2 separate regions of the Homo sapiens genome follow, and region 1 is linked to region 2. The links are chromatin contacts, found by Hi-C or POLR2A ChIA-PET in ENCODE. All regions are on one chromosome and are shown on one strand. Each heading gives the region's core, a stretch centred on a gene start or an enhancer-like site at or near the end of the contact. The rest is flanking DNA. Distances are from core to core; before and after follow the strand shown. Region 1 overlaps C4orf51 (chromosome 4 open reading frame 51). Region 2 has its middle 61 kb from the start of LINC02266.

Region 1 (2,700 bases), core at 191-2,690, 450 kb before region 2:
TGATAAAGCTCTTGATGCCCAGGTCTCTTCCCCACCCTCCCATCCCCAAATTAGGCCGCAGTACTGTACTCATCAGCCACGTGACCTTCCCGAAGCCCCTCCACTTTCTGAGTGTCCTCAATCAATGGATATACATCTCGGATGAATCCTAAGGAACACTCTAGTTACAACACTCAGAGTCTATGAACCTGCCGGTTCCCTTTTTCTTGGACACAAGCCCTAACCCACGTGTGAGGGAATATGTTTCCACAAGCAAATATTTGTTCTTTGCCTTTTGGGGGTTAAGGAATGGTGGACAGACAGGCGAGAAGGTGTAGACCCCACCATACCAATGTTGCTGGTCAAATTGAACTTGTGTGGCCAGGTTACTGTTGCAACCTATCTGTAAAGCTGTTAGCCTTCATTTTTAGAATTAAAACAGAATTCTAATCAGCTATCCTCTGCGTATAGTAAAAAACAAATGATGAATTAATGATAGCCATTACCTTGGAGAACTGTATTTTCTTGGACTAGGAAAAGCCAAGAAATTCGAGATTAAAACCAGGATCATGAGGTACTAGACTCGGAACCTAAACAGAGGCCTTTCTCTCCTTCTGCCTGGGATGTCTACTGGGGCTGGCCAGGGCAAAACTCCGGAGGTTCCTAAGTGGCTACAGGGCTGCCTTTTCAATGCATGCTTTTGGAGAGCTTAATGGAAACCATACGAAGGTTGCCGGGAATCAGACCAGATGGCTCCCGGGGAATGTATTTAACCCGACCTAGGGCTAAGAGACAAAAATAATCACTAGGAGTTTGTGGGGCGGGAGGCAGGGGTGGTGCTGCGACTTTTAATTGTATTTTCTATTCAACAGAAATCCTAAGAGAAGGACGGTCTTGGTAACTAGGAGTAAACGGAAGGGGGTGTGGGGAGCAGAGAGCGGGGCTGGGGAGGAAGAGTGGTAGGAGGCGGCTACTTTAGTAAACCAAACACCGTTCTGCTTTTCCTCAGAAGTCGGCGGCTGCCGGGGCCCTTCGCGGGCCTAGACGGCAGCGGGCTCCTTCCCGCGCCCCAGGTCATGTGCAGCCCCTGCCGCTCCCGGTCCCTCCCTCCCGCGCGCTCCGCGGGGGCGACGAGGCGGGCGGTGGTGGGGGGGAATCAGCAGGAGGAGGGTCGTAGGCGGCGGAGGCGGCCTGTGGACGCTAGGGGAGGAAGATCGTGGGGGAGAAGAGGTGGGCCGTGGAGGAAGAAGGAGACGGCCGCTCCGGCGGGCCGGGAGGAGCGGGAAGAGGCGGACCGGGGAGGGGAGGGGCAGGCGGCGGGTGGGCGGGCCGTGGGCGCGGCTTTGGGGGCGCAGGCAGCCTACCGAGGGAGCCGGGACGGGAGGGCCACGACTCCGCCCCTGAGCTCGCGAGCCCGCCGCGTCTGAGGCCGCCCCCGCCCCCGCGACTGTCGGAGCCAATTCGCTTCCCGGCGGCGCCTTGCGCGGAGGAAAACCTGGCGGTGGAAGGCTCCGGCTCTGCTGGGTGACCGCTCTGAATACAAAGAGCATTTCTCACGCCCCTGCGCCTTCCCCGGGGCTCCCAGATACAAGGGACAGGCTCTGTGACGCCGGAGCCCCCGACGGTCGGGGCCGCAGCACCATTTCTGTGGTTCTAGCAGAGAAATGTGGTCCCAAGTATTTATTTAAAAAGGAAAATTTAATAAAGATTATAAAAACTTTTGTCTCTCTCCACCAATTAAAAAGGGAAAAAACTGATAAATGAAGCCCATGGAATTGTCCCAGAAAGCCAACCTGCCAGGGTCCAGACGTTCCTGGGCGGGGCGGGTGGGGGGAGGGTGTTGGGAGGGCCCCATACCTCAAAGTTGTTTATTAAGCAAACTCCACGCCTCCAGCCTTGTGGCTTCATTTTCCAACTCAGTTAAATGGCGATGAGGGTCCTCCCCAGCCATAATCGGAGTATCGATCAGCTTCTGAATCCTCAGATGAGCAAACCTTGCTTTCAGAATCGCACCGTCCATGAAGCTGGAGAAAAATGGCCTGGTTGTCAACACTCGCTCATCCGCAAAGGTCACTTTTCCACAGAATTGGGAATTAAATGGTCTCTTCCAAACCAGACATCATTCATGAGCAGGAGATGGGATTGATCCTGCATTTTCTTCCATCTCTCTTAACCTTCCTGTTTAATATATTGTGTCTCTGTTAGGAAGGCCAGATTAATAAAGTGGGAGAGAAAAAGGGCAGGAACTCTTGCAATCCCTAACCGGCCCCCACTGCTTCTCTGGTAAGATTCTTTCCAGGTTTCCCTAATTCCTTTAGTTCCCACATTCCTGGATGTGAATGCTCTGCTTTCCAGTTTCCATCAGGAACTTCTTCAAGATAGGACACAGGAATATAAATATTTAGAGAATGATTACCAAAAGCACTACCCAGCAAGCAAATACTTTCGAAACTAAGAATAGTGTTAATGATCGTTGAAAATTTCATTCAATCTCTACTTATTGCTTTGATGCAGGAAATTGGGCATTTATATATCTCAGTGCTTGTTCTCCTCCAAACTATATATATTTAAAAATATTAAGATTTGCCTTGTCTCGGCCGGGCATGGTGGCTCACGCCTGTAATCCCAGCAGTTTGGGAGGCCGAGGTGGGCAGATCACCTGAGGTCAGGAGTTCGAGACCAGCCTGGCCAACACAGTGAAACCCTGTCTCTACTAAAAAT
Region 2 (2,700 bases), core at 141-2,640:
CAGGGAAGGAAGCAAATCTCCCATTCTCTTATGATGGTATCCTTAACAGTTATCGAAACCCTTAAAAATACACATTCACTTTGACCCAACAATTTTATTTCTGCAAATTTATCCTAAGCAAATAATCACCTATGTGTGCAAAGATTTAGCTACACAGACTTTTATCACAGCCTTGGTTATAATAGCAAGAAATTAGAGTCCAAGACAGAGCAGATTTGATAAATTATGGTACAGTCACATGATATCCCATTATATGACCATTCAGAATAAAATATAGAAGAATAGCTAATAACATGAGAAAATGCTTACATAGACTCAAATAAAAAAAACTAACATAGGTCAAGAGGTCTGCATGGTTAGAAGCAGGGTGCATTGTATTTTATTTGTGCTTCTCTGAATTTCTTGTGTCTTCTTCAATAAATAGGTATTATTTTCATAACTGGTCTTTTAAATAAAAATTATTATAGCTTGTTAATGTCTTCACAATAAAGTGTTAATACATTTTATGAAGAGAACAATCAGAGGAGCCTAAACTTTAGGGAGTGTTCCTCATGCTGATGGAATGAAATTCTTATCTTCTTTTCTAAATGTCATGATTTTCAGGGAGCAATTCTCCTACAGGTTTTGACAAACAGCAGATTCCAGAGTATTTGGGCTTCCTGACCATTAGGACCGATTGTGCTTGTGTCTGAACATCTACATTACTCTGTATTAGCACATTTAACTGATGACCTTAGCTAGGCTGCATTTTTTAAAACCAAATTGACTTACAGCATTACTCATTAGATTTAAGTACTAGGATGATTCATCATTTACAGTAAATCTATTAGAGAGATTACACTGCAAAATCCACCATTGTCCATGTGGCAGGCCTGCCTGGAAATTAAGAATGGGAAGGGAAATTGAAGGAGAGAGATTCCTATCCGTGATTTGAAATTTAAACTTAGATAGCTATGGCAAGCATCCGAGCCTCAGCCAAAGCGGACCAAGGCTTCTGTCACATGTCTCAGATATTCCACTCTAATAATAGCCTAAGATCTCTTTTGGAATAGGTTGGTGCCTTGTTTCATAAGGAAAAGGCTTGCATGTTAAAATACTTTAAGGAGTATTTCCTTACCCCTTAAAAAGATATTTGCAATATAACTGGGCTGCACATGTGATACATGTAACAATAGTTGAGTCTCTACTGGTTAAATATAACCCCAAACCAATAGCGTGTTCAGCTGGGGGCCCATGCTCACCAGATGTTATTCCACTAATAGTGAGTGAGCTCATCCTTGATGTGGAAGGTTATTCATTTGGGAGAGAATAATGAACGTGAGACAATCATTACATCACCTTTTCCTGTACATTATTCTCCCCTGCAGCTAAGAAGGAAAACATGCTGCCGGGTTAGCTGTCAGCTAACTCATGTTCTTGCTTTCTTAGATCTACATAAAGTGAATCACAGGGTAACTCTCGTCCAAATTAATTTTTAATGTAGTATCTAATAGTTTATTAGGAGAGTTAGACTTTGGGACGGTCTCTGTCTCAGACCAGAGCAGCATGGCTTTTTGAGGTGTGATTATCAGTACTTTACTCCTAGAGGCACTATCCTCTCCTCACTCCTTTGCGGGGGTTATCTCATTGTCCACAGTTGACCATCTGGGAGGCAGAGATGGCTGTTTCTAGAAACATGAAGACTTCTGAATAATAGAGTAAATGTTTAAAATAGTGCTCATGAGATCATGTCTTTTTTTGTTTGAATGACTCATTTGGGCTACCTATCAAACCACAAGTTCAAATTCAGAATAAATTAGGTTATAGATAATATAGCAAAAGGGAGCAAAACATATACACACACATATACATATATATACACACACATATATATACATATGTGTGTGTATATATATATATATTTTATGAAAGACAAAAACAATCTTTCTGAGAGAAACTGGGTTTTTTAGAAAGCACATATGTATCAGTTAAGAACCTTAACTCACCACTGAATTTTAATGCAGCCTTCCTTTAAACACAGTAACAACTCAGCAACTGGCAATCTTACTAAATGTCTTTAAAAGGCTTTAACTTTATGCCAAGGGCTTAAACTTTGTTTCTGTCATGTCTTATTCATGTTTATAGAACATGATCACAAAGGAAAGTGAAGCACTAATAATAACCACCCTGATGAGTCTGTCTTGGGCAGCAGCACCATCCCCTCACTTTCCCTTATACCTTCTTGGGCTACCTAAAAGTATACATTTTGACAACTAAGTGTCATCTCAGGAAGAAAATGTGGTGGCTGGGGAAACACTTGGCCAGTTATAAATCCTTCCATACTTTAAATTTTGATTCTATTCTTTCCATATTTGTCCCTGCCCCATATCTGCCACCTCCTGTGGCACCCTTTGCACAAAGAGCACTGAAATGAAGATCAGGACACCTGAGAGTAGCCCCCAACTCTATCACTTTCTTTCTCTTCACTGCCTTCCAGGCGTCAGAGTCTTCATTTGTAAAATGAGAATAAGAATATCACAGGTGGCAAAAAACTGCATAGCACATACATGTTTAATAAATTTAAATCATTTGGGACATGAGAGTGTACCCAGGGGTGCATTTTGTGACTTCTATGGGCCCTAGACACTTTTGCCTTCATGGACCCCTTCCTCATAAAAATATATTAAACATTATCTTATGACTGTGTTGGTATAATGATAA

The links. A loop is a pair of places that touch in the nucleus more often than their neighbours do. ChIA-PET counts read pairs that join two places held with the same protein, here RNA polymerase II (POLR2A). Pooled maps may share reads with other maps.
Region 1: a loop to region 2 is called in a map of endothelial cell of umbilical vein, with 21 times the contacts of the local background. The contact joins two enhancer-like sites. A Hi-C loop is called at or near these places in 1 of 168 maps with a recorded cell type or tissue (endothelial cell of umbilical vein) and 1 of 50 pooled maps. POLR2A ChIA-PET finds 5 or more read pairs at or near these places in 1 of 52 experiments (endothelial cell of umbilical vein).

What each region holds. Positions count from the first base shown.
Region 1 is chr4:145,731,756-145,734,455 of GRCh38, reverse strand. C4orf51 (chromosome 4 open reading frame 51) reads right to left here. Exons shown (of 6, transcript NM_001080531.3): 6 at 1,659-2,003. The coding sequence ends at 1,896. Among named protein-coding and RNA genes, the nearest start is that of C4orf51, 53 kb to the right of the region's middle. RefSeq lists an enhancer at 1-459 and a silencer at 1,015-1,614. Within about 2 kb of position 1,440, at least 33 of the 41 ENCODE cell types and tissues checked have a DNase peak (open chromatin) inside an H3K27ac peak, as active enhancers do; they include endothelial cell of umbilical vein, where a contact is called at or near this core.
Region 2 is chr4:145,277,906-145,280,605 of GRCh38, reverse strand. No RefSeq gene overlaps it. Among named protein-coding and RNA genes, the nearest start is that of LINC02266, 61 kb to the left of the region's middle. Within about 2 kb of position 1,390, at least 4 of the 41 ENCODE cell types and tissues checked have a DNase peak (open chromatin) inside an H3K27ac peak, as active enhancers do; they include endothelial cell of umbilical vein, where a contact is called at or near this core.